Linked DNA regions of Homo sapiens: region 2 is linked to region 1. A link is a loop called in an ENCODE intact Hi-C map of the cell type or tissue named here. Cell type or tissue: B cell. All regions are shown on one strand. Region 1 overlaps TCF4 (transcription factor 4). Region 2 overlaps LINC03069 (long intergenic non-protein coding RNA 3069).

Region 1 (5,000 bases):
CATATTTAAAAATAAGGGAGATGCAAATATAATGTTACATTAGATTATTAACAAATGATAAGTTTAAGACCACCAGAAAAAAATGTGTTCATAAGTTTCAACATAAAGCAAAATGACTCATTCTTATAAAGTATATACAGGCTCATTGACGCAATGTTATCCTTAATTAAGGCAAAAGCGATGCATTTGAGGGAAATAGTGACCCTCTGGAGAAATAGAGAATGAAAATAGTTTAGGGAAATGAATCTTAACATCTTCTCTTTTGGAAAAATTCATGCATGTTTCTCTTAATCATTATGAATTTCATGTTTGCAAACCAGTGTGAATACTTAAACGATAATCATTATTGTTTAGAATCTACCTATTACTACACACACAGATACACACACACACACACACACACACACACACACACACACACATTTGCTCAAGAAAATCATCCTCAGGAAGTAAAGGAGTTGATAAAATTACCATTGGAGCAGATGAGTTTGGATACTTCTACTGAAAGCTGTTTCAGTTTTTATTATAGGTACAGTTCTCCCCCGAGAATTCTTTGGGAGAAATAAAAACATTTGTTTTTAATTTAAATGAGTGGTAACATGCTGTAGCATAATATTAACTATTTCAGTGATTTTATCAATTTTATCTTCCTCTGCCTTAATGTAATAAATGCATATCTTGATTAAGTACAAATCTTTACATTACGTTGTCCCTAATGACAAATATTATTTTAGGCAACTTAGTTTTAATCATCAGAGTGTCTTAGGGAGCTTATAAAACTTGTCTCTGGGACATGGTATTAGCAGGATGTACAGAGTTCCTTTTTGGTGCCATGCTAGGAGGAGAGACTGACAGAGTCAGTCCAGTCCATTCATTCATTTGATAGATAATAAGTAAACCACAGAAGAAACGAGAATATGTCAGTTCTGACTGTACAGGTTTTAAGATTTTTTAGACTTAATATTGAAAACTAGTTTTACTTAATGTTCTATCAGTTTCATTTAAATGCCCTAATCCAATGATCACTTTCATTTAAATATCCTAATCTAGTGAGCAGATAGGGCTTACATAGCATTTGTCTTGAAGACGTTTTAAAAATGCAGCTGCAGGTCCTCATCTTTGAAACTCCATTTGGTAAAAATGGCCATGTCTACCTTTACCTGTAGATTTAAGTGTCCACAGTCGCGGGATGAGAAAAGAAATTGTGACACTTCTTGAAAAATGGTCTCATCAAAGGGATTCAGTTGAAAATGTGAGGGACTGCATTTAAACTTTGATAAAAAAAATAAGTAATTCTAAGTAAAGTCTGTAGCCAAACTCCTTAATTGTGATGCATTTGCTGAGTTCCCCTCTTCCGTCGTCGGGCCTGCTCTGATGCCATATGGCCTACCATGGAACATTTAACTTGTCAGATATAATGGATTGTCCTGGAAGCAGATTTTTGCTTTGAGCACTCGGCTCCTTTCTTGCATTTCACTCTCAGCTCCAGGCTGCAGGATGAAGGATTGTGGTAGAAGTGCAAAGAAGAGACACACAGTTGATTCCCCTTAAGAGAGTGACCTATATGCCACAAAATTTTACCCACGTAAAGAGGCATTATCCCCGTCACTGGCCTTAGCAGGCTGCATGTCAAAGTCATTTAAATTTCCCTGGACTTAACAGATTGTGTAAACATTTCAGAACTGAGAGCTTAGGAATAATGAAACATCGTCATTTTAACTTAGGCAAAAATGGTGCAGCCATATTGGCCAAAGGAGGCATATTATTTATTGTGACCTACATGTAACGTAGACCACCTGGTTTTTAGATTCTATAAATTAAGTTCTCTCAAGTTTATGAAGGATGCTAAAAAATATATATATTATGATGGAAATGTTACTTGGCTTTATTGTTTTTGTTTCGTGAATAGAGAGGTGAGGTTGAAATGATCATTTAGGAATCGCTTCTTAGCCTTTTGGCTAAGATCAAGTGAAATGATCATTTAGGTGGAGGGACAGTGGCAGCTAATTATCCTACCAGGCTTTCTAGCTTGAAACTTAGGGGCAGACCTTCCATTCATTCTAACCTATTTGAAATTAGAGATTGGATGTGTTATGGACTATTTAATTTTTATCTGTAAAAGTAAATAATGTAGTCTTTGTTCATTTTAATTTGGTGCTTTTATGAGTTAATTTTTTTTTCAATTTGTGCTATTGTTTCAACAAGCTTGGAAAACAGTAGGAACAATTTGTGACTTTTGCATCTGTAGGAAAACTTCTTTAAAAGAATAAACAGTGCCCTACCTATATGTGTGTGTACATACATAGCTGTGAGGTACTCTTCTGGTATAACCTACTGTAAACCCCAAAGCAAATATTGTGATATAGAGACACAGAATAGACAATTTACAAGTAATCAATCAAGCACAAACCAGTGGGAAAATAAGGAACTTATGTATCTCAATTTATTCTTTAAATGCTACATATTTGATTGCTTTAGGGTTGCAAAAGTTAATTAATAGATTTGTATAAGACACACAGAAATATACATACACTAAAAGAGACTTTGCTAAGTGTAATTCAATATACTCACAAAAATATGTGTTAATTATGTTAGAAATTTAATATTTAATTTAATTCCATAAATCCTTGCATTACAAATAAGTCCTCATACAGGTCAGATAGGGCAATAAAAACTACTGTGGCCTTGAAAACTGACAGAAGCTCACTTCTGTACAAATCTTTTTAATGAACAACTTTCCATCGAGCAGCTAAGAAATATCTGTTAAAGTCAGTATTTAATACTAAAGTGTACTTATGTATGTTTCTTACTGATCCTAAATTGAGCACGTTAGTTTTATCAATGCCACTCATCGGCTGACTGTACCCCTCCTCCCCCATACAGATTTGGTGAGACTTAGTACTAAATAAGTTTGGGGAGTGCCTGGCCATAGCCGGCTCTTGTTGGGGCATGTGCGCCCTCTGCTGGCTGCTCACATAGGAACTGACTGGTGTGTGAGGTTCTTTCTTTCTTTTACTTTTCAAGGTTGGGTTTTTTTTGTTTTTTGTTTTGTTTCAATTTATTTTTATACAACTGATCAGATATTTACCATGATTATAAAGTTGTAGCTTAATACTGAGTATGGCCGTTAATTTGTTTTTATTTGGAAATAAAGGTGAGGTTTTGTTTTGGGTGTGTTTTTGGTAAATAGATAGTCCTGATAGTTCAAATAACATGCAATGTGTGTAATACTCTTGAGTTTTTTAAGTGGTTGATTGTATATCACGATTAACCATATTTTCATTGCTTTCATATTCCCCTTGCCTTGATTGTATTTGAGAAGTATTCTTGTTGGACTAAGTTGGGAATAGAACTTAAAAGGGGATAGATAAGTCATTGAAATTTTGAAATATGATTATTTGTCTGTAATGGATGTGGTAGGTAATCCCTAGTAGAAAAATTCCTGTTATGGTTGGTTGATAGTTTTCACTTGCTTTGCCAAGGAAAATGAGTATATTTACATCATAATACTTTATAAAAGCATTTTTGGTTTCCTTGCAAACCAAATTAAGCTGTGCTCACTGGCAGACATTGAGAATGGTAGTTTGAGTAAAATATTTTTTGTTTTGTTTTGCTTTTGCAGTTGCTGTTTATAGAGTATGAGATGTTAAAGGAACAAATCACTGATGGTCTCTTTACTCCCAGGACACAGGACTAAACTATACAAGGGCAGTTACAGAGGAAGAGTGTCAGCCTCTCTACCATTGCCTGGGTGGAGAGCATCCTTGGGTCCTGGTAGTGAAGGCCAGGGCTCTGTGTAATGAGTGTGTCTTTTAAAAATAGCAACAATTTTTGTTGACAAGGCTCCATCAAAGTCTTTATAATAATTTAGTTTGTATAAGTGATTTCTGTGTATCTCTGAAATTAAATGACTTGATGGAGTCAGTTTGGTATTTGTTGTACAGAGAAGGCAGTTTAGATTTTTATAGTTCTTTTGTCTTACATTGCAAATTTTTCTAATTTGTAAGCAAAAGCCATAAAAACTTCCAAACCAACCGTGGAGTGATCAAAGAACTTAGAGCTGTGGAAGGGCAGAAATGTCATCTACGTTTTTTTTTTCTTTTCTTTTCTTTCAGTTTTTCCCCTTTGCAATTTTAGGTTCCAGTTACCTTAAAATTTGTTTTGGATAAATGATATAAATTTTTACTTAATAGTCTTTACTTACTTTGATTTAACATTGTCAAATAACTAAGAATTGCATTCTAACAAATATTAAGTCCTTATTACCTCTGTTAGAATGTCATCTTGCATGAAATCTCACATACATGTCTCTCCTGTTACCACCTTGTCTTCAATGAGGTTGTATTGGGTGCTCTTTCTTGGTGCTTCTCTGGGTTCCCATTATATCCCTTACTGGTGGATAGCATTGTGTTACTCCTGGTATTTAGTCATCTAAACTCTTACCTCCTTGAGAATAATGTGCATTGTTGACTCTCTTGCATCCAGCACATGTTACACAGAAAGCACCCAACAAATATTAAATTCCCTATATTGTGTTTTTTAGGCCTCATTCACCACTATTCAGATGATAATTTTTGCAAGTTTCAGGATTAAAAATTGTGGTCTGTAAACATAGTATATGTAATGCATTTTATTTTCTTGCATACTTTTTATAGGATGAGGTCATTCTTCTGGCTACTCCTTGTCTGCTTTCTTTTTTCTCTTTTTCCTCCCTCTCATCCTTCCCTCTGCCTCTCCTCTTCCTTCCTGTGCTCCCCACCTTCCTCTCTTGATTGAGTCATGCTCCTAGATTCAGTCATTGAGAGGCTTCTCTTAAACACTGCAGCATGGGACCATTCATCTACCAACCTTCCCCTTCCTTGAACAATAACTAGTGCTGCAGGCTGGTTGGACTCTGGGGAGTGTGGCCCTGCGTATCTGGCAGTTTGGTTATTATTATGGGCCCATTCTCTTGAAGTTGATCTTGAAGAGCAGGCTTGGCTGGAAAACATCATTCTTCT
Region 2 (5,000 bases), 700 kb before region 1:
TTATGCTCCTGAAATAATGCATTTTTATGCATCTGTTTACTTGCTTTGCAAAAAAATGTAATAATCTATATTCATAGAAAAACAACTTTAGTGCTCTGCGTCAAAGCTGTAAACTGTTATTGGTTATTTGGGTTTTTTCCCCCTAAGATATTAAAATGGAAGAATGAAAGTGAGCTACATCAAGTGAAAGAGATTAATGCATTTCAGGGCTAACCTAAAAGCAGGAATTTAGGATTTCTTTTTCATTCCTGTTTGCTTGTTTGTCTTTTTAAGAGGCAAATAAACAAACAAGCAAACAGGAAAGAAATATTTTGCTCTTGAAAATTGGTTGCAGGGTGGAGAACCAGCTTTGGCTTGCAGGCCTAGAAGACGTATAAACCCCAAGAGACACTTCTACATTTTCTCTGCCAGGGGAAGAGGAGGGGGGATTACTTTTTGGGTTCTGTTCTCTCCAACAAAGAGGTCTTTTCACCCCATTTTAGAAATGTGGTGAATGGAACCACAGCGTTATCTTCCGCAGAATCACTATTCATACTCCAATTTCTCATCGACTCCTCCTCCCACCTCCTTAAAAGCTCAGCTGGGAGGCAGCAGAGAGTAGTGGGGAAATAATGGGCAGGAGTCAGGACACCTGTGATTCTGGGGTGGGCTCCTGACTATACCATGTTCTACTCAAAGAGAATCACTGACCTCCTTGGACCTCAGTTTCCTCATCTGCAATGTGCAATGTATGTCTTCAGTCTTTCCTATATCAAAGGAGCTGCTCCACGTGAAGATGGGATGATGCAACTGTGCAAGTTGTAACAAAAAGAGAAAAGCAACAAGAAGAGAAAAGCAAAGGCTCTTTATTGAGAGCGTGCTACAGCAAGGGGGTCATCCACAAGCACCTGAATTTTGGCAGAGACTCGAAGGCAGGCAGGAATGGGAAAGCTTTAGAGTGGAAAACAGGGAAAGCTTCAGGTATGCCCTGATTAGAGCCTGTTGAAATGGAAAAGTTGGAAGCAGCCTAACTAGAAGTGGGGTGTGCTATGTGATTAATTAGAGGTGCATATTTGGCTTCCTCTTATTGGTCCTAAGTTGGAAACAGGGACAAAAAATAGGAAAGCTGCCAGTTATTAAACAAATTCTGGCCACTTGGAGCTGATTGCTACAGAAGTTATTGTATAGCTTCCTAGATTGTCACTAGAGACAGCAGACTGGCTTCCTGCAAGTCTGACTTCTAGCAGGCTGGCTTTCTAGGTTGTTTATAGTAGATAAAAGGTTGGTTTCCTGGAGAGCTTGCTCCAGATTGTGGATCAAAGTTCTAATTTTATATATGGTCTAGCCATTGGTCACTTACGTATTTAGTTTCCCACAACTGAGGTTACGCTTGAAGATGGTATTCAGCAAAGCTGGGACTTGTACAGGAGTAGAGTTAAATTTCTTCTAAATATATTAAGGTAGTTTAACTCCAAAAATTGCCTCTAGGGTAAACCCAGAATGAAATATAATTTTTGTGCACACACATTTCCCATCCCCCACCCCAAATGAGATTCTATCTCCAGGCATAAGTTATGTGTTAAGTCTGGGTGTAAATCTTATTTGAACCTGAAGAGGTCTCTGAAACCTGGTCACTCGATTTGTAAATCCTGGGGCCACCTTGAAGCTGTTAGAAGTCAGCCCAATTTGAGGGCTAGGTTTTAATTTATACGATCAGTTTTTTTTAGCAGTTGTTAGTTACACACTACTGTTCAGAAAAGCATTGCCTTGTAGAATTTTAATTGATTTTCACAAAAATGCATTTGGTTTATCTACATAAATAATTTGCATTTATGAATGTTTGGTTTGCCCTTTTTTAGTCCCTGAAAATCCTAAGGAACAACATATCAAAGCATATGTTCCTAGCCCTATTTCTAGACCTTTGGAAATACCAGGGAAGTCATAAGCACGGAGGGGCAATATGGTAGAGTGCCTTGCAGGCAGGCACATCTGGTAGGACCTGGCTGCAGCACATGTGACTTTAGGTAACTGAAACTCCACGGACCTTGGTTTCTTCATATGGAAACAGGGGGATTAAAAAACCTACTATGATTCCTAGGAAGTTTAAATGAGGTAAAGTTAAAAGTGCAAGCAGAATGTCTGGCACCAAGTTGGCACATAATAAATGTTCCTTCCCTTTTCTTCCGCCCCCTGACTTTTAGAAAATGTAGCTAAAAGAAGGAAGTAATCTCTGTTCCTAAGATCATCTTTGACTCACTCCCCAATATTTTTTAAAAATCCATCCACAAATGGATTTTTTAACCTTTCTCTTCCCTGTTCCTCTTTGCTGTACTTTCCAAAGGGAAGAAGCAAGTTGAGGCAGGCTCATCAGGCCCCCTCCAGTCATAGAGTCTCCTCTAGTGCTTATCCTGGAGCACCTACCAGACCCTACTCTCTTTTCTTTGTGCATCTTTATCCTCTCATACTCACCCTATTCAGCTGTGCACTGATCCCACCGGACAAGCAGAAGTTGGGAGGATGTGGTTTCACCTCTGCTTAAGATCTGCGTTGCTGGCCTGGAGGCATTCTTGTGAGCAAGGAAGCATCACTTTGATAACAGAATGGCTTCAAGCTGGATTTGGTTTCCTGGTTTGACATTCTGGGGTTCCTGCTGCCTCCATCTTTAGGGTAGAAGATGTGCTGAAAGACTGTGCAGCCACCATAACAATCAAGCCATGTCTCATTTCAAGTCAGGGCTGGAGGAGCACAGAGCAGGGAGAATGCACTGGGTTCCTCTTTCAGACAACGTTTCACACATTTTAGATTTAACAATACCCTAAAGGCAATCTACCCAGTGCCTTACTCTCATAATCATCAAACATGTTTGTAAGGGAGGTTTAATCAACATAGCTCTCCTTCATTGGCTGTTAACCCATTAAAGTGTTATTTTAAGAATTAGCCGCCATCAATTTTGAAGAATCACAGAGTGACTAAATATCCCGGTGTCTAGAAAATGGATCTATGCCTAATGACTGGCAAGGAAACCCCTTAGCCCCAGAGTAGAGAAAATACTAGACTACCTCATTTAATACCACTGTCTGTAACCCCCAAGCCCCCATCTCTGACTACCCCACCAGCCTACACATTCAACCACATTTAACTAGGCAGAATAATTTCCTGGCTTGGAATCATTCTCGCATATGCCTGACCAGTGAAAGGAAAATTCTTAGTAATTTTCCGAATTACTGTAAGCAGCCAGCAAGAGGCAGGATAATCACAATTAATATTTGAAGATGTTTTTCCATTTATAGTACTTTTTCTTAAATAACATCTCAACTGACACTTAAAAACAGGTTTGTGGTGACTTTTATATTATTATTCTAATTTTACGATGAGGAAGTTGGGGCTTAGAGAGGAAGAAGTTGTCAGAACTTGAATACAATCCCCTCTGACTCTCAATCCTGCACTTGATTATTTGACACTATAGTCTTCAGTCTTCACAGGGTGCCCTAGCTCAGATGTGTGGGACAAATATTGAGGGTTTTGCTTAAATGGAGTGGAGGGAGCAAACCCAACATGCTCTCTGGGCTAACCAGACTCTGGAACGAGCACCACACAAAATTGTGACATTTATATTTGAAGTATATCTTCCTTCTCTTTTCTGTGCTAATTTACCTCCTACTTGCTTTTTTCTGTCCTTCTTTACCCCCATTGTAGTGCCCAGATAAGTCATTAAAGAGTATAAATGGAAAAAGAAGAGCAGATAGGTTTATCCTCAGTCCCCAAATCCCATCACTTCTATGACCCTCCAGGGCATTTTTATGATTTCTGCATTTGACTGCCTGGTATTTCTGCCCAGAGCACAAAGAGTACAAACCCCATAAAGTGCTGAATATATACACAACCCGAGCAACTTCATGGAGACTATCAGAGCAGAACAAAAGCACAGTGTTTTAGGAGGCATGGCCTTGGAGAATCACCATCTTCAGAAGCATTTACCAGACAGGTGAATGCTAGTACTTGTTGATGGCTGTTTATTTGCTCCAAAACAGCAACAGAGCCTTCATACCAGACCCTCAAAAGAAACATAATCTAGAGAATTTTCACTCCAAGTGAAGAGCAGGTTGTAGAGATGACAATGGTAAACAAGTCAACTGAGTAGGCTTGAGCCAAGAAGATAAAATGCACAGTCCAACTATTCTCTTACTAGAGCACCACCTAACCCAAGTATTCTCCTGGAATTGGGCAGGCTCATTTGGCGTGCTTTTGACATAATCTGCAACTCACAGAATAAAACAGTTGGAGAAAAGGAAAAGAAAGGAGGTACCCAGGACAAGCTGCTTTCTTCACAGTTATGTTAAAGGCCAGTCTCGATAGAAGGAAAACCACAAACCTAGGAAGCAAACACAAAGCAGAGCAGAAATTGGAAACCTTCAACAGGAGAGGCTACTATTCAAAATTAGGATAATGGTGACATTTACTCATTCTAAACTTGGAACTCAGATAAATAAAAAAGGCTGATGAAAGCTACTGATAAAAATGAAGCTGGAGTGCTGGATGCAGGAGTCTGGTTTCCTCTTTGTTTTGGGCGGGGTGTGAACAAACTTTCCCCTACAAAGAAATTTAGAAGAGAATTGGACAAAGGGCTGGGAGCTAGGCAGGAATAAATACAGAAAAGAATAGAGTTGAGGGCTCCTCTTTGTCATAAGCAGGGGAAGCCATGTAATAGAAAGGTCTAGAAAGGAGGCAATCAGATCCCAACAGTGGAAATGGTCTCATTAGAGCTTATATCTCTGGATTGGTGGTGTGGTGATGGTGGTTTAACTATAGCCAGCTTTGAAAGGCAATGACCCAAGACTTTTTGGAAAGCCCCATCTGATGTCCTATTTCCTGATCTTACAGTACATCCTAATATAACCCATATCCTAGGTCTGAGTTATAAAACAACAAAATGAAAAGTCATTTGGCCCATCCATTCATCCATTTTTTCACTGCTCGAGAAGGATTTATTGAGTAAATATTTCATGCCAGATACTGTGCTA

What was found. Peaks named below come from ENCODE experiments on the same cell type or tissue, not always from the same donor. Only the 100,000 strongest peaks of a DNase experiment are listed, where the experiment ranks them.
Region 2: it touches region 1 in a loop (2.9-fold over the local background); 1 of 110 quality-filtered maps calls a loop at or near these places.

The regions. Positions count from the first base shown.
Region 1 is chr18:55,413,426-55,418,425 of GRCh38, reverse strand. The region is part of intron 5 of TCF4 (transcription factor 4); the gene reads left to right. Among named protein-coding and RNA genes, the nearest start is that of TCF4-AS1, 37 kb to the left of the region's middle. In B cell, CTCF peaks have their summits at 2,770 and 2,971 (motif pointing left); a DNase peak (open chromatin) is centred at 2,945.
Region 2 is chr18:56,112,996-56,117,995 of GRCh38, reverse strand. The region is part of intron 3 of LINC03069 (long intergenic non-protein coding RNA 3069); the gene reads left to right. The region is part of intron 3 of LINC01539 (long intergenic non-protein coding RNA 1539); the gene reads left to right. Among named protein-coding and RNA genes, the nearest start is that of LINC01539, 22 kb to the left of the region's middle. In B cell, no CTCF peak of the experiment used is centred here; a DNase peak (open chromatin) is centred at 2,565; H3K4me3 peaks cover 320 bases; H3K27ac peaks cover 625 bases.